Regions from separate parts of the Homo sapiens genome. Here region 1 is linked to region 2. The links are chromatin loops, found by intact Hi-C in ENCODE. Cell type or tissue: heart left ventricle. All regions are shown on one strand. Links, peaks and the distances in the headings refer to the core of each region. The heading gives the core; the rest is flanking DNA.

Region 1 (9,331 bases), core at 767-8,766, 70 kb before region 2:
AGGAGGCTGAGGTAGGAGGATTGCTTGAGCCTGGGAAGTCGAGGCTGCAGTGAGCTGAGATGGGGCCACTGCACTCCAGCCTGGGCAACAGAGTGAAATCATGTTGAAGAAGAAGAAAAAGAAAGAAGAAGGAGAAGAAGGAGGAGGAGAAGGAGCCAGGTCACAGCTGCATGAAAATATCAATCAATCAATTAATCAACCACACAAATAAGATGGGAGGGCAGAGTAGAATGCCATATGGAATTCTTTTTTTTTTTTTTTTTTTTTTTTTTTTGAGACAGTCTTGCTCTGTCGCCCAGGCTGGAGTGCAGTGGCGTGATCTTGGCTCACTGCAGCCTCCGCCTCCTGGATTCAAGTGAGTCTCCTGCCTCAGCCTCTCAAGTAGCTGGGATTACAGGCGCCTGCCACCACCCTGGCTAATGTTTTGTATTTTTAGCAGAGACAGAGTTTCATCATGTTGGCCAGGCTGGTCTGGAACTCCTGACCTCATGTGATCTGCCCACCTCGGCCTCCCAAAGTGCTGGAATTACAGGCCTGGGTCACCACACTGGGCCTCCACATGGAATTCTAAGGGGTCCATTCATGAGTCCAGAAATCAGACTTGATCAGTGAATGGTTCTCACCCAGGGGGTGATTTTGTCTCCTACTAGGGACATTGGGCAACATCTGGAGATATTTTTAGGTGTCAGGACCTGGCTGGGGCGTCCTCCTGGAGCATGGAATGGGTGAAGACCAGAGATGCTGCTGAGCACCCTGAAGTGCTCGGGACAGTCCCACCCCAGAGAATGATCCAACGCCAGACAGAAAAAACACCAAGACAGAGAAACCCTGACCTAAAGGCATGAGAGGAGATAGAGGAAGGAACTTTTCAAACATGCATAGAAAAGGGAATTTAAAAATTAATAAATGAAGAAGAACACCAGTAGCTTATAAAGGTAGCAGTCCTAAAAATACAAAATACAATACTATTTCTCTCTTTTTTTTTTTTTTTTTTTTTTTTGAGATGGGGTCTTGCTCTGTCGCCCAGGCTGCAGTGCAGTGGCGCAATCTTGGCTCACTGCAACCTCTGCCTCCTGGGTTCAAGCGATTCTCCTGTCTCAGCTCCACTCCCCGTAACTGGGATTACAGGCATGCACCATCACACCTGGCTAATTTTTTGTTTGTTTGTTTGTTTTTTGTTTTTGTTTTTTTGGGATGGAGTCTCGCTCTTGTTGCCCAGGCCGGACTGCAGTGGCGCTATCTCGGCTCACTGCAAGCTCTGCCTCCCGGGTTCACGCCATTCTCCTGCCTCAGCCTCCCAAGTAGCTGGGACTACAGGCGTGCACCACCATGCCCGGCTAATTTTGTATTTTTAGTAGAGACGGGGTTTGGCCATGTTGGCCAGGCTGGTCTGAACTCCTGACCTCAGGTGGTCCACCCGCCTCAGCCTCCCAAAGTGCTGGGATTATAGGCTTGAGCCACTGCGCCTGGCATTTTTTTTGTATTTTTATTAGAGACGGGGTTTTGCCATGTTGGCCAGGCTGGTCTTGATCTCCCGACCTCAGGTGATCCACCCGCCTTGGCCTCCCAAAGTGCTGGGATTACAGGCGTGAGCCACTGCGCCCAGCCGATTTTTGTATTTTTTTTTTTTTTTTTTGGTAGAGACAGAGTTTTGCTGTGTTGGCCAGGCTGATCTCAAACTCCTGAGCTCGAACGATCTGCCCGCCTTGGCCTCCCAAAGTGCTGGGATTACAGGCATGAGCCATCGCACCCAGCCTACAATACTTAAGTACCGCAGCTGGTCATGTCTTAAGCCCCGAAGTCAAATCCCAGGGTTCTTGTGACCCACGGTGCAAGCACAGTTATGCCTCTGGTACAGCCACTGAGATGGACGGACACAGCTCTTTACAAGCAAAATCTGCAACAGTCCCTGGAGAGCCACCTCCCCTGCTGCCACTCTGCTTGGTGCCTGGTGACTGCTGAGCAAAGGAAATTCCATTTTCTCTCCTCCCCTTAATGCCTCGAGGATAGACAATAAGCTCTAAATCGTGTATCAAGTACCTTCCTGTGAATGGTGAGTATCCACTCGGAAACCCAAGTATTTACACAGCTTTAAAAGCCTATGAGAGACTGGAAAATACTTCTTAAGTTTATAAATAGACATAGAATACCCTGCCTGGGTTAACTCTGATGGGAGCTAGTTACAGCATTACAGATGGAAAAAAAAATGTAGAACTGCCTGAATAAGGGAAGCTCCTGGTATTATTATTATTATTATTATTATTATTATTATTATTATTATTATTTGGAGAGGAAGGGATATTTGTTCAGGCACAGGTATCATTCCTGATACCTGCTACCTCTTCCTAGAATCCACTGCATGAAACATGGTACACTGTGGTTTTCCTGAGATTAGAAAAATGAAGCATAATGGGCCAGGCGCGGTGACTCACGCCTGTAATCCCAGCACGTTGGGAGGCCAAGGTGGGCAGATCACGAGGTCAGGAGATCGAGACCATCCTGGCTAACATGGTGAAACCCCGTCTCTACTAAAAAATACAAAAAATTAGCCGGGCGTGGTGGCGGGCGCCTGTAGTCCCAGCTACTCGGGAGGCTGACGCAGGAGAATGGCGTGAACCCGGGAGGCGGAGCTTGCAGTGAGCCGAGATCACGCCACTGAACTCCAGCCTGGGTGACAGAGCGAGACTCCGTCTCAAAAAAATAAAAAGAAAAGAAAAGAAAAATGAGCATAATGAAGTCTCTAGAATCAGATTCACAGAGACAGAAAGGAGGATGGTGGGTGCTGGGGCTGGGGGAAGGAGAAGGGGAGTGAGTGTTTCATGGGGACAGAGTTTCAGTTTGAGAAGATGAGAAAGTTCTGGAGATGATGGTGGTAATGGCCGCACAACCACGGCAATGCACTTAATGCAGCTCAACTGTGCTCTTAAACATGGTTATAATAATAAATTGTATGTGATGTATATTTTACCGTGGTAACAACATATACACTAGTGATATTAACAGGAAGGGTTTGTAAGCTTATTTATTTGTGTGTGTGTGTGTTTGAAATTGTGGAAAAATAAGCATCACATAAAATATACCAATTTACCATCTCAATTTTTGTTTTGTTTTGTTTTTGGTGGAGTCTTGCTCTGTTGCCAGGCTGGAGTGCAATGGCGTGATCTCGGCTCACTGCAACCTCTGCCTCCCAGATTCAAGCGATTCTCCTGCCTCAGCCTCCTGAGTAGCTGGGATTACAGGCACCCACCACCACACCCAACTAATTTTTGTATTTTTAGTAGAGACGGGGTTTCACCATGTTGCCCAGGCTGGTCTCGAACTCCTGGCCTCAAAGTGATCCACCCCACCTCGGCCTCCCAGTGTGCTGGGATTACAGGCGTGAGCCACTGTGCCCGGTAAATCTCAACCATTTTAAGTGTGCAGTTCTGTGGTATTAAGTGCATTCACAATGTTGTGCAATCATCACCACCATCATCTCCGGAACTTTCTCATCTTCCCAAACTGAAACTCTGTCCTCAACCCGTCCCCTCCGCAGTCCCTGGCACTCCCCATTCTACTTTCTGTCTCTATGAATCTGAGGACTCTAGGGACCTCCTAGGAGTGAAATCACACAGAATTTGTCCTTAGTGAGTTTCCTTTTAATGATATTAACTTTGTGACAATTACAAATAAAACCATGTTTAAATGGTCCCTTGGTAATTACAGATTTAGACTTTCGGAATTAAAAAAAAAAAAAAGGAAGCTTCGAGTGACATTACTGGTGGCAGCTCTCACGGGTGGTTCTGGTTACTTGAATGCAGGGCCAACAGCTTACAGCGGAGCTGATGACTGGACTCGCCCTGGAGTTATATAAAGCATCAGAGCAGATAAATCACGTTTGCAACCCTCGGCTCAGGCGGGGATGATGTCACACACATACATATAGCATATGAGCTTAGAGCTGGGACAGCTCCCAGAGATCATCTGTCCTCCCGCCCCTTCTCCCAAAAAGGAGGCAGACGGTGACTTGCTTGGGAACTTAGCCAAAGCCCTTCAGCAGGTCAGGGCCAGAGCCAAGAGCAAATGTTGAGCTCCTGGCCTCAGCCACACCTCGCCAGTGGCCCCCTGGCCTTCTCCTCCAGGGTCATGGACCGAGGATATCACTAACAGAAAATATCTCAAGAAAAATACATCAAGATGCACAAGGAAACCAAAACTAAAGAAGGAAATGGGCCCAGCGCAGTGGCTCAGGTCTGTAATACCAGCACTTTGGGAGGCTGAGGCAGGAGGATCGCTTGTGGTCAGGAGTTCGAGACCACCCTGGGCAACATATCAAGATCCCCACCTCTAAAAAATTATTATTATTTTTATTATTATTATTTTTCTTAGATGGAGTTTTGCTTTTGTTACCCAGGCTGGAGTGCAATGGTGCAAGCTCGGCTCATTGCAACCTCCACCTCCCGGGTTCAAGCGATTCTTCTGCCTCAGCCTCCTGAGTAGCTGGGATTACAGGCCCACGCCTGGCTAATTTTTGTATTTTGAGTAGAGACGGGGTTTTGCCATATTGGCCAGGGTGGTCTCAAACTCCTGACCCCTGGTGATCCACCCGCCTCGGCCTCCCAAAGTGCTGGGATTACAGGCATGAGCCACTGTGCCCGGCCTAAAAAATTATTTTAAATAATTAGCCAGGTATAGTGTCTCAGGCCTGTAGTCCTGTGTAGTCCAGCTACTCAGGAGGCTGAGGCGGGAAGATCGTTTGAGCCCAGGAGTTCAAGCCTGCAGTGAGCTATGATTGTGCCACTGCACTCCAGCCTGGACAACAGAGTGAGACCCCATCTTAAAAAAGAAGAAGAAAAAGAAAAAGAAAAAAGTGACAGATGCTTCTCCAGTTTGGTGGGTTCTAAAAAAACCCAATGTTAAAATAATTTTAGGCTGGGCGCGGTGGCTCACGCCTGTAATCCCAGCACTTTGGGAGGCTGAGACGGGTGGATCATTTGAGGTCAGGAATTCAAGACCACCCTGGCCAACATGGTGAAACCCCGTCTCTACTAAAAATACAAAAATTAGCCGGTGTAGTGGCAGCACCTGTAATCCCAGCTATTCAGGAGGCTAAGGCACAAGAATCGCTTGAACCCAGCAGGCGGAGGTTGCAGTGAGCCAAGATCAAGCCACTGCACTCCAGCCTGGGTGACGGAGTGAGACTCCGTGTCAAAAAAAAAAAAAAAGAAAATAATAATAATAATAATTTTAAACTAATGTATACACACTAGTTTGAGACTTTAAATATTATTCCATTTTCCTTCAGATGGATGGAGGTCTATTAAGTAAACAAGATTAAGAAAAATTTGTCATTAAGTTTTATAATAAAATTATTTATATAATTATTTATAAATTTTATTTATAATTTTTATACAATAAAATGATTGCACAACATTGTGAATGCACTTAATGCCTTTTTTTTTTAATTTTGTATAATTTTTTTTATATATATAGAGACAGGGTCTCGCTCTGTCACCCAGGCTGGAGTGCACTGGAATAATCATAGCTCACTGCAGACTTGAACTCCTGGGCTCAAGAGATCCTCCCGCCTGGGCCTCCCAAGTAACTGGGACTACAGGTGTACACCACCATTTTTTTAAATTTTTTTAGAGATGGGATCTTGCTATGTTGCCCAGGCTGGTCTCAAACTCCCGGCCTCCAGTGATCCTCCCACCTTGGCCTCCCAATGTGCTGGGATTACAGGCATGAGCGCCAAGCCTGGCAGACATTTTTAATTGAAAGTATGGGGTGGGGGATATGAGATAACCAATTCTTGCTGCCTTCGATCCTTACAACTAAAGGATCTCAGTGGGGCCAAAATCCTTCCCTGACTTTGTCAATAACCATTAGTTGTGTTTCTAGCTTTGCACAGAAGTCTTGCGTGGGTTAACACAGCTGCATCCCCATCAGTGTGAGGAGGGATGAAGAGAACAAGGAAGGCAGGGAGGGAGAAAGAAGGAGAGACAAGAGGAGAAAATCCCAGAGGGAAATGGTGCCAAGACATGGGAAAAATCTGGTTTTGACACAAGTCTTCAGTGCGTGCTTGTGTTACGATGTTTAAAAATGTGTATGTATGAGCCGGTCATAGTGGCTCACGCCTGTAATCCCAGCGCTTTGGGAGGCTGAGGGGGGTGAATTGCTTGAAGCCAGGAGTTTGAGACCAGCCTGGGCAATATAAGGAGACTCCATCTCTACAAAAAGAAGTTTAAAAATTAGCCAGGGCCAGGCGTGGTGGCTCATGCCTGTAATCACAGCACTTTGGGAGGCCGAGGCGGGTGGATCATTTGAGGTCAGGAGTTCAAGACCAGCCTGGCCAACATGGTGAAACCCCATCTCTACTAAAAATACAAAAATTAGCCGGGTGTGGTGGCAGGCGCCTGTAGTCCCAGCTACTCAGGAGCCTGAGGCAGGAGAATCGCTTGCGCCTGGGAGGCAGAAGTTGCAATGAGCCGAGATCATGCCACTGCACTCCAGCCTGGGTGACAGAGTGAGACCCTGTCTCAAAAAAAAAAAAAAAAAAAAAAATTACCTGGGCATGCTGGTGCACACCTGCAGACAATTGTGGTGTTCCAGCAACTCATGAGGCTGAGGCAAGAGGATTGCTTGAGCCTGGGAGGTGGAGGTTGCAGTGAGCAGAGATCATGCCACTGCACTCCAGCCTGGGCAACAGAGTAAGACCCTGTCTCAAAAAAAAAAAAAAAATAGGCCGGGTGTGGTGGCTCATGCCTGTAATCCCAGCACTTTGGGAGGCCAAGGTGGGTGGATCACCTGAGGTCACCTGAGGTCGGGAGTTTGAGACCAGGCTGACCAACATGGAGAAACCCCGTCCCTACTAAAAATACCAAATTAGCCGGGCGTGGTGGCGCGTGCCTGTAATCCCAGCTACTCGGGAGGCTGATGCAGGAGAATCACTTGAACCCGAGAGGTGGAGGTTGCGATGAGCCAAGGTCGCGTCATTGCACTCCAGCCTGGGCAACAAGAGTGAAACTCCATCTCAAAAAAGTAAATAAATAAAAAATAAAATAAATAAATAAATAGATAAAAACATGTATGTGTGTTTTCATATGAGATAGAATGGAGTGTGTGTGTGTGTGCCTTCCGACACTGAGACACAGGAAGAGATAGCTGCTTCCCTAGAGGTGAAGCAAAGTGCATCAGACACACGTGTGCAAACCCCACCGATCCTAGCACAGCTGCCTGCACTCACCTTTGAGGCAATAATCCAGCTCGAACAGCTCACTGTCTTCCGCCTGCCTCTCCCAGAAAACCAGGTAGTGGGTGATGTTGCCATTGGGGTCGGAGGGTGGTTTCCACTTCAGAATAATCTGGGATGATGAGTTAGACACTGAGATTGGATCCAGGGGCACAGAGGGGTCTGTCAGGGAGAAAGGAAATGGGTCCATCATGAGAAACAGTGTGCAAAGAAAGCTGGTGGGAGGATGGCGGGGGACACACAAGTTAAAGACATCATGAGGGCACCCATCCCAGCATTTTGGGCGGCCAAGGCAGGCGGATCACGAGGTCAGGAGATCGAGACCATCCTGGTTAACACAGTGAAACCCCGTCTCTACTAAAAATACAAAAAATTAGCCAGGTGTGGTGGTGGGCGCCTGTAGTCCCAGCTACTTGGGAGGCTGAGGCAGGAGAATGGCGTGAACCTGGGAGGCGGAGCTTGCAGTGAGCCGAGATTGCGCCACTGCACTCCAGCCTGGGTGACAGAGCAAGAGTCCGTCTCAAAACAAAACAAAACAAAAAAGAAAAAAAAAACCACCACCAACCAACCAAACAAAACCCAAAAAACCCAAAGTAACGGAGGTGGCCGAGGGAGCTGGGGATGGGGAGGGAGTCCAAACACCTGGGAGCTAGAAGTTTCTGAAAACTGTAAGTCTTTTGGTGTCACTAAAAGATACAGGATGAATGAGCGGGGATTAACTGAAGAAGATAGGGTTGATTTATAAAGTTTGAATTCGAGGCCAGGCACAGTGGCTCATGCCTGTAATCCCAGCACTTTAGAAGGCCGAGGTGGGCGAATCATCTGAATCACCTGAGATCAGGAGTTCGAGACTACACCTGGCCAACATGGTGAAACCCTATCTCTACTAAAAAAAAAAAAAAAAAAAAAAAATTAGCTGGACATGGTGGTGGGCGCCTGTAATCTCAGCTTCCTGGGAGGCTGAGGCAGGAGAATCTTGAACCTGGGCAGAGGTTGCAGTGAGCTGAGAATGCGCCATTGAACTCCAGCCTGAGAGACAAGAGTGAAACTCCGTTAAAAAAAAAAAAAAAAAAAAAAAAGCTTGAATTTGAGCCTACAGGACGGGGTTTCTCACCCTTAGTACTATTGGCTTTTAGGACTGGATAATTCTTTGTCATGAAGGAGGGTGCATCCTGTGTGTTGCAGGACATGGAACAGCCTCTCTGGCTTCCGCCCACGAAATGCCAGTGGTTTCATCTCCACAGCTGTAACAACCAAAAATGTCTCCAGACATTGATTGGCAGCTGTTCCCTGGCAGAGCAGTTAACCTCCTTTGGGAACTACTGCTATAAGAGAAGCACTTAGGTTTTACAAAAATATAATTAGGCCGGGCCCAGTGGCTCATGCCTGTAATCCCAGCACTTTGGGAGGCCAAGGTGGGCGGATCATTTGAGGTCAGGAGTTCCAGAGCAGCCTGGCCAACATGGTGAAGCCCCATCTCTATTAAAAATACAAAAATGGCTGGGCGCGGTGGCTCATGCCTGTAATCCCAGCACTTTGGGAAGCCGAGGCAGGCGGATCACCTGAGGCTCGGAGTTCGAGACCAGCCTGACCAACATGGAGAAACCTTGTCTCTACAAAAAAAAAAAAAAAAAAAAAATTCGCCAATCGTGGTGGTGCATGCATGTAATCCCAGTTACTCGGGAGGCTGAGGCAGGAGAATCGCTTGAACCCGGGAGGCAGAGGTTGCAGTGAGCTGAGATAGGGCCATTGCACTCCAGCCTAGGCAACAAGAGCGAAACTCCATCTCAAAAAAAAAAAAAAAAAAAAAAAAGGCTGGCATGGTGGCTTATGCCTGTAATCCCAGCACTTTGGGAGGCCAAGGTGGGCAGATTGCAGGTCAAGAGATTGAGACCATCCTGGCCAACATGGTGAAATCCCATCTCTACTAAAAATACAAAAATTAGCTGGGCGTGGTGGCACGCCTGTAGTTGCAGCTACTTGGGAGACTGAGGCAGGAGAATCACTTGAACTGGGACGGGGAGGTTACAGTGAGCTGAGATCACACCACTGCACTCCAGCCTCAGTGACAGAGTGAGACTCTGTCTCAAAAAACAAAAC
Region 2 (9,331 bases), core at 676-8,675:
ATGATGGGCTCTTGGTTTCCATTTCCCCCCCCTCAAAAAAAGAGCAGAGAATAATTGCAGAGTGCCCCTCACCCCCATTCCAGCACCCTGGTCCAGGGGTCCTCAAATGGAGGCGATTCTGCCCACCAGGAGACACCTGGCAGTGTCTGGAGACATTTGTGTTTGCCATGCCTCGGGGGCGGCGCTCCAGGCATGGAATGGGTGGAAGCCAGGGATGCTGCTAGCACCCTCAGTGCCCAGGACGGCCCCACCCCAGAGAACAATCCAGCCCCAGTATCCGCAGGCCCCAGGTGGAGAAACCCCGTCCCGGAATGAGAAGCCCCTCTCCTCCACCACATCAAAGCCAAGATGACAACGTCTCTGAGTTTGACACAAGGTTAGGGGGAAGTCTCATTTTTCAAATGGCTGGCTGTAACACTAAAAAAGGAAAATTAAAAATGTCTGAGGATCGGCCTAGTGTGGTGCCTCACGCCTGTAATCCCAGCACTTTGGGAGGCCGAGGTGGGAGGATCACGAGGTCAAGAGATCGAGACCATCCTGGCCAACATGGTGAAACCACATCTCTACTAAAAATACAAAAAAAAATTAGCTGGGCATGGTGGCGTGTGCCTGTAGTCCCAGCTACTCAGGAGGCTGAGGCAGGAGAATGGTTTGAACCTAGGAGGTGGAGGTTGCAGTGAGCCAAGATCGCACCACTGCACTCCAGCCTGGCAACAGAGTGAGACTCCGTCTCAAGGGAAAAAAAAAAAAAAAAAAAACAACTCTAAGTACCAACTGCAGTGGCTCCTGCCTGTAATCCCAGCAATTTGGGAGGCCGAGGCAGGAGAGTTGCTTGAGCCTGAGAGGTCAAGACCATCCCTGGCAACATAGTGAGACCCCATCTCTACAAAAAATATATAAAAATTAGCCAGGTGCGATGGTGTACACCTGTGGTCCCAGCTACTCGGGAAGCTGAAGTGGGAGGATTGCTTGAGCCCAAGAGGTCAAGGCTACAGTAAGCCATGATCACGCCACTGCACACCAGCCTGGGCAACAGAGCCAGACCCTGTTTCCAAAAAAAAAAAAAAAATGCCTGAAGGAGGAGGTGAATCCTAGAAACAGCCCAATTTCATCTCCATATACCCCTACTCCAAACAGGTTTCCAAATTGCAAAAATGGCTGATAAAAAAAATTCTTTAAGCTGATGTAAAAACTAATGCCCTCCTCCTCCTGCCAATTTTGCTACTCTTGAGCAAGATCTCAGCAGCTCCACTTGGATGCTGGAAATATATGCCAGAGGAGACTTATGATGCTAATTTCCTTTAGTAAACAGTTCAAATCTTGTCTTGGACACCAATGAAATAAGAAAAGCTAGCCACAGGCTGTGTGGAATTCCTTCCTCTTAACACTAAGCATCAGGCATTCCATGACTTTTGCTCTTGGGATGGCAAACATGAATGTTTCTAGAACACTGAGTTTTCCAGCATATACCTTTTCTGGTTATTTTCAATAGGTTTGGTGTGAAAAATTAACGAATTCACTATTTGTTGCTGGACAGTCCCTCTGGAACAAAGAACTGTGTGTCAAATACCAGCTGAATAATCAAGCAAACATTTGCATTCTTTTTTTTTTTTTAAAGACAGGGTCTGGCTCTGTTGCCCAGGCTGGAGTGCAGTGGCGTGATCACAGCTCACCGCAGCCTCAACCTCCTGAGCTCAAGCAATCCTCTCAACTCAGCCTCTCAAGTAGCTGGGACTACAGGCATGCACTACCACACCTGGTTAATTTTTGTATTTTTTGTAGAGATGGGGTTTCACCAAGTTGCCCAGGCTGGTCTCAAACTTCTGGACTCAAGCGATCCGCTTGCCTCAGTCTCCCCAAATGCTGCAAATACAGGCATGAGCCACTGCACCCGGTCAACATTTGCATTCTCGTCGAAAGATCACGTGCTTTTTCCAAAGCATGTGAGAGTTTTGCATCGACTCCAGCCAGCTTAGACCTAATGTGGGTCCTCCCCTTTCACCAAGAGGACCCGGCTATTGCAGATGCCCTTGCAAGTTACAAAACATGTTCTCCATCAAGCCACACAGGGTTATGGATCGGAAAGGCAGCCCACCCTGATGAAAACCACAGTCGCGGTACAGATTGTTTTGTTTTTGTTTTTGTTTTTCCAGAACACTGATATGTATCCTCAATGGTTAACATTGTGTCCTAAAAGGTGTTTTTCTGTTTCTTAACATACCAGAAACAAGATGGTCTGAGACCGCGACCTTCACACTAGGGTCATATTTCAACACAGAAACCAGGGTAGCATCACCCAGAAAAAAAAAAGGGAGGGGAGGTAAATCAGACTGTCCCAAATCTAGGGCCTCTCTCAGGGCACAAGAAACAGCCCCAGAGGGCCCCCATGGGTCCTGCTCCCTAAGGCCATTTGTCCCTCTTCACTGTGGTACAGGGTGGTTCTGAAACGCACCCTAACTTTAGTGATGACACAGGGTCCGGCAAGTATCCAGACCTATAGTCCAGCAGACTTTCCATGAAGACCTGCCCTAAAATGAATATCGACACTTGGCCAGAAGCAACAAAATAACATTCCACTCTGCTGGAAAATTGAGGCGGGGGCTTAAAGGCTTATTTTAACAGCTTAACAGCTTAGCAAAATAAATCTGCTGTCATTATACACAGACAAATGTCGTTTATGTCTCTTGCATCTATGAGACAATCAAGATTTCATGATCACACCCCATTTACTCAGTGAGGCTAAAGACAGGAAGGTCAAGAGTATTAACAATTATATAATTATCCTCTGCAGTAAAACAATTGAGGCATTCCACTCAAATCAGAAATGAGACTGGGCTGACCATATTCAGCTGCGTCACTGAACACTGTTCTGGAAGTTCCTGCCATAACAAGGTTAACAGCAATAACTGGTCTAATTATTGGCAAAAGGCAAGAAGTCATCATTATCTGCAGATGCTGCAATTATAGAGTTGGAAAATTGAAGGGAATCAATTGCAGGGCTTTTAGAACTAGTAAGCATTTAATAAGGTAGCAGTAAGTAAAGAAAACACAATCCCTGTCCCCTATGCTACAAAATAATCACTTTTAATACTTCAAAACATCTCCCTTATATTAGATGATAGACACACGGATAGATGGAGAGATGAATGGACACATGGATGGGTGGATGAATGGGTGGGTGGAGGGATGGATGAATGAATAAGTGGATGTATGCATGGGTGGATAGATGGATGAGAAGATTGCTGGGTGAGTGGTTGGAAGGGATGGAGGGACAGGTGTGTGGATTGTTGGCAGAGTAGACAGAAGGATGGATGGATGGATGGATGGATGGACGTCTGGGTGGGTGGATGGATGGATGAATGGATGAGTGGATGTATGGATGGATGAATGGATGAGTGGATGTATGGATGGATGGGTGATTGGATGAGTGGATGGATGGATGGGTGAGTGAATGGATGAAGGGTGACTGAATGAATGGATGGGTGAGTGGATGGATGATGGATGAATGGGTGAGTGGATGAATGGATGGATGGATGGATGGATAATAGATGGTGGGTGGTGAATGGACTGGATGAATGGATAGATGGATGGATGGATGGGCAGATGAGCAAGTGGATGGAGGGATGATGGATGGATGGATGGATGGATGGATGGATAGATGGATGGATGGATGGATGGATGGATGGATGGATAGATGGATGGGCAGATGAGCAAGGGAGTGATAGATATAAAGCCAGCAATCTAAGAACAATGCTTACAAGAAGTAGACAAACTGTGTCTGAAGCAAAATCACAAAACATTTCTAAGAACAGGAAAGAACCCTTGGGAAAATGGAGAGGAAATCCATGACATAGGAGAGTACAAGTAAATACTGCCAAGGTGCTCCTTCTCTCCATCAATTTATGGACTTCACATACAATCAACCCCATAAAGGGCCTCTGGGTCTGTGTTTTCCTTTTCCTTTGCTTCCCTTTTTCTTTCTTGGAACTTAGCTACAGTTTTTAAACTTTTGGAAGCATAAACAAAGCAAGGATGCTTTTGAAAAATGAAAAAGAAGAATTACTCTGGAGGATACATTTACAGTCTTTTTTTTTTTTTTTTTTTTTTTGAGACAGGGTCTTGCTCTATTGCCCAGGCTGGAGTGCAGTGGCACAGTCATGGCTCACTGCAGCCTCGAACTCCTGGAGTCAAGTGATGCTCCCACCTCAGCCTCCCAAGTAGCTGAGACCACAAGTCAGTGCCACCATGCTCAGCTAATTTTTCTTTTTCTTTTTTTTGTTTGTTTGTTTTTGTTTTTGTAAAGATGGGGTCTTGCTGTGTTGTCCAGGCCGGCCTCAAACTCCTGGCTTCAAGGAAGTCTTCTGCCTCAACCTCCCAAAACACTGGGTTTACAGACATGAGTCAGCGTACCCGGCTCAGAACTTTTATCCATATTGTTCTCGGCCACATTCTCAGAGGCTCGCACAGCACCTGGCTCTCAGCAGATGGACAGAAGGCACAGGTCAATGAATGGGCAGCTTAGGTAGGGAAGATGGATTTGAAGGCCATGTAAGCAGTTAAAGGGATGGGACTCAGTAATTGATCAGGTGTAGCAATGAGGGAGAGAAAGATTCCCAGCTCTAGACTGAGGTCAGGCTGTGAGCTCAGAGCAAAGCCTGCAGTTCATCTTGGTAGCAGCTGGATCACTTTGAGCACAGTGCTGACCTTTCTGTCAGCCTCAACTTCTCCCTCTGCAAATTAGGAATCCTAACAGTGTCCACCTGGTGAGGTCACTGAGGCGATGACAGGATAAACCACACCAAGTGTCTAGCTCATAGCATGGTACTCCACCTTTCAGAAATATTACCTTGGCTGGGTGAGGTGCTTCATGCCTGTCATCCCAGCACTTTGGGAGGCCAAGGCAGGTGGATCACCTGAGGTCAGGAGTTCGAGACCAGCCTGGCCAACATGGTGAAACCCCATCTCGACTAAAAATACAAAAATTAGCCGGGTGTGGTGGCGGGCATCTGCAATCCCAGCTACTTGGGAGGCTGAGGCAGGGAGAATCGCTTGAATCCGAGAGGCGGAGATTGCAGTGGACTGAGATTGCACCACTGCACTCCAGCCTGGGTGACAGTGAGACTCCATCTCAAAAATAAAAAAAAAATAAAAAATATTAGCTCAAGGCCTCCTCTAGGAGAGATTAGGTCAGACTGTTCCTCCTGCAGCAAGGCCCTTTGCAGTATGGAAAAACCTCAGAGGTCTGTGCAGAAGAGAGACTATCTAGGGACAGATTTCAACAAAGCCAGTGCCAAGGAGGCGCGTGTCTACAGCGGAGCTGCGGCCTTTAGAAGCCTCCAGCCTCCCCTCCTGGCATGGACACAGGGAAGCCAACTCCCTTGGCCAGAGCCAGGAGCCAGGAGCCACACCAGCTCGCTGATTTCCAGAAACTCACAATTGCCCACTTACTCGGCACAGCCTGTGCGCCACGGAGGAAACTGGAAAGGAGGGATCTCCTTGGAACATTCTGGCAGCTCAGCAAAGAGGGGGGAAGAATTAATTTCGGATCCTGAATTTGCATCTGCAAATGCTGTTTTCGTTCAAACGCTTTGTGTTGTCTTGTTTTTGGTGGTGTTTTTTGTTTTTTTTTTTTTTTTTTTTTTTGAGATGGAGTCTCTCTCTTTCGCCCAGGCTCTAGTGCGGTGGTGTGATCTCTGCTCTCTGCAACCTCCATCTCCCAGGTTCAAGTGATTGTCCTGCCTCAGCCTCCTGAGTAGCTGGGATTACAGGTCCCCAACACCACGCCCTGCTAATTTTTGTATTTTTAGTAGAGACAGGGTTTCACCATGTTGGTCAGGCTGGTCTCGAACTGCTGACCACCAGTTATCTGCCCACCTTGGCCTCCCATTGTGCTGGGATTACAGACATGAGCCACGGCACCCGGCCCTGTGTTGTCTTGATAAGAGTTTAAAGTGACTGGATGTTGGGGCTATATATCCACCACCAACAACCTGCCATACATCCTTTTACCCTCAAATTTTTGCTCTTTGAATCCTAACTGCTCCTGGCAGTAAACCCCATCTAGGACTACCTGCCAACATACCTTAAACTTTTCTGTCTCTTTTTTTTTTTTTAATTATAGAGACAGAGTCTCACTATGTTGCCCAGGCTATTCTTGAACTCCTGAGCTCAAGCAATTCTCCCACCTCAGCCTCCCGAAGTGCTGGGATTACAGGCATAAGCCACCACACTCAGCCAAACTTCTCAAACAATACTCTTCTTAAGCCATATCTCAGGCTCTCATATGCCCTACTTTTTGCATGAGGCTAACTATTTCTTTCTCTACCCGCTTCTTCAATAAAACCAAACTAAACAATAATAATCAACAATGGTGATAGTAATCATTGTAACACCTCATTCCCGGGGGTACTGGGAATTCACTGGAAAGGGCTGGGATGAGGCAATGTCCTCCATTTTGTTTTCAGTGGTGGTTACACAGGTGCATATATTTTTTGTCAAAATTCATTGAACTCAATGCTTCAGATCTGTGCATTTTATTTTATTTTATTTATTTTGAGACAGAGTCTCCTTCTGTCACCCCGGCTGGAGTACAATGGCCTGATCTTGGCTCACTGCAACCTCCGCCTCCTGGGTTTAAGCGATTCTCCTGCCTCAGCCTCCTGAGTAGCTGGGATTACAGGAACGCACCATCACGTCTGGCTAATTTTTGTATTTTTAGTAGTTGGCCAGGCTGGTTTCAAATTCCCGACCTCAAGTGATCTGCCTGCCTCAGCCTGTCAAAGTGTTGGGATGACAGGCGTGAGCCACTGCACCCCGGCCATGTGCATTTTATTGTATGTTAAATATTTCAGTTGTTGGCCGGGCCCAGTGGCTCGCACCTGTAATCTCAGCACTTTGGGAGGCTGAGGGTGGATCACGAGGTCAGGAGATCGAGACCATCCTGGCTAACAAGATGAAACCCTGTCTCTACTTAAACTACAAAAAATCAGCCAGGCGTGGTGGCAGGCGCCTGTAGTCCCAGCTACTTGGGAGGCTGAGGCAGGAGAATGGCGTGAACCCGGGAGGCGGAGCTTGCAGTGAGCCGAGATCCCGCCACTGCACTCCAGCCTGGGCAACAGTGCAAGACTCCGTCTCAAAAAAAAAAAATTTCAGTTGCTAAACTTAATCAAAGAAATAACAGTAGCTACAATAGGTCACAATGTACAGCTGCAATATAACTACAATGCTAGCAACAATGTAACTACCATGTTTATCATTCCCGTATCCTCTTCTCTGATCCTCACAACGAGCTTGTGATACATGTTGGGTTTGGTTTTGGTGTTGATTTTTTGAGACAGTCTCCCTCTGTCACCCAGGCTAAAGTGCAGTGGCGCCACCTCGCCATCTCGGCTCACTGCAACCTCCGCTTCCTGGGTTCAAGTGATTCTCCTGCCTCAGCCTCCTGAGTAGCTGGGATTACAGGCACCAGCCACCACACCTGGCTAATTTTTGTATTTTTAATAGAGACGGGGTTTCACCATGTTGGCCAGGCTGGTCTTGGACTCCTGACCTCAGGTGATCCACCCACCTCAGCCTCCCAAAGTGCTGGGATTACAGGCGTGAGCCACCATGCCCAGCCTGTGATACCTTTTGGTTCCCATTTTACAAAAGAGGAAACAGATCCCGGAGAACTCCAGTGGACTTGCCCAGAGCCCCACGGCTACTAACAGGTTAAGCCTGGTTCCAAACCATCGTACTATGCTGTGTGGCCTGGCATGTGCTAGGTAGGGGGAGAAAGAAATGAAACATGACTGCAACTTTTCAGAAACTTCTACAAGCAAGCCCTGACCCCGAGTGCTGGGAACCACCCTATCAATGAAAGAAACCCCACACACTGCCCACTCTGCTGTCCTGCTACCCTGCACATCCTATGCCTTATACCAAGGATGGCCAATCCCTGCAACACTGGGTCACCCAGGAAAGCTAAACGTCTTTTGTTTTTTCTTTTTCTGTCTTTTTTTTTTTTTTTTTTTTTTTTTGAGACGCAGTCTCGCTGTGTTGCCCAGGCTGGAGTGCAGTGGCACGATCTCCGCTCACTGCAAGCTCCGCCCCCTGGGTTCACGCCATTCTCCTGCCTCAGCCTCCTGAGCAGCTGGGACTACAGGCGCCCGCCACCACACCCGGCTAATTTTTTTGTATTTTTAGTAGAGACAGGGTTTCACCATGTTCGCCAGGATGGTCTCGATCTCCTGATCTCGTGATGTGCCCGCATTCTGTCACATTCTGTCACACAGGCTGGAGTGGTGCAGTGGCGCAATCTCGGCTCACTGCAACCTCCACCTCCCAGGTTCAAGTGATTCTCCTGCCTCAGCCTCCCTAGTAGCTGGGACCACAGGCGCGCTATGGTGTCCAGCTAATTTTTTTTATTTTTAGTAGAGATGGGGTTTCACTATGTTGGGCAGGCTGGTCTCAAACTCCTGACCTCAAGTGATGATCCGCCCACCTCAGGCTCCCAAAGGGCTGGGATTACAGGCATCAGTCACTGCATCTGGCCCCTATTATTTTAAATGGAAATGGGGTCTTTCTTTGTTGCCCAGGCTGGAGTGTAGTGGTGCGATCATAACTCACTGCAGCCTGGAACTCCCTGGCTCAAGCAATCTTCCCGTCTCAGCCTCCTGAGTAGCTGGGACTACAGGCACATGCCACTACACCCAATTAATTTTTAAATTTTTTGTAGAGATGGGGGTCTCGCCATGTTGCCCAGGCTGGTCTTGAAGTCCTGGGCTCAAGTAATCCTCCCACCTCTGCTTCCCAATGTGCTGGGATTACAAGTGTGAGCCACACTGCCAGACCAAGATGATTTAAAGTATACAGGAGGATGTATGTAGGTTATGTACAAACACTACGCCATTTTATGTCAGGGACTGGATCCCCAGGGGGGTTTTGGAATCATTGAAGATACCAAGGCACAAGTGTACAATCTATCCAGGAGAAAATGAAAATGGGAGAATCGACAGTTCCGAGTATCAGGATCTAAGGAGGAGATTTCAAAACACTGCTTTTCATATCCTCCCATCATGAAAACAAGGGTTTTTCAAAAATCTCTTCTTAAAAATATTTCTGGGCCCGGCGCAGTGGCTCATGCCTGTAATCCCAACACTTTGGGAGGCCGAGGCGGGTGGACACGAGGTCAGGAGATCGACACCATCCTGACTAACATGATGAAACCCCATCTCTACGAAAAATACAAAAAATTAGCCAGGTGTGGTGGAGGGCACCTGTAGTCCCAGCTACTTGGGAGGCTGAGGCAGGAGAATGGCGTGAACCCGGGAGGCGGAGCTTGCAGTGAGCT

The links. Peaks named below come from ENCODE experiments on the same cell type or tissue, not always from the same donor. Only the 100,000 strongest peaks of a DNase experiment are listed, where the experiment ranks them.
Region 1: it touches region 2 in a loop (18-fold over the local background); 4 of 110 quality-filtered maps call a loop at or near these places.

The regions. Positions count from the first base shown.
Region 1 is chr19:7,155,807-7,165,137 of GRCh38, forward strand. INSR (insulin receptor) reads right to left here. Exons shown (of 22, transcript NM_000208.4): 9 at 7,226-7,393. Among named protein-coding and RNA genes, the nearest start is that of ZNF557, 91 kb to the left of the region's middle. In heart left ventricle, for the core only: no CTCF peak of the experiment used is centred there; a DNase peak (open chromatin) is centred at 3,935; H3K27ac peaks cover 4,045 bases.
Region 2 is chr19:7,225,676-7,235,006 of GRCh38, forward strand. The region is part of intron 2 of INSR (insulin receptor); the gene reads right to left. Among named protein-coding and RNA genes, the nearest start is that of INSR, 64 kb to the right of the region's middle. In heart left ventricle, for the core only: no CTCF peak of the experiment used is centred there; a DNase peak (open chromatin) is centred at 5,306; H3K27ac peaks cover 1,900 bases.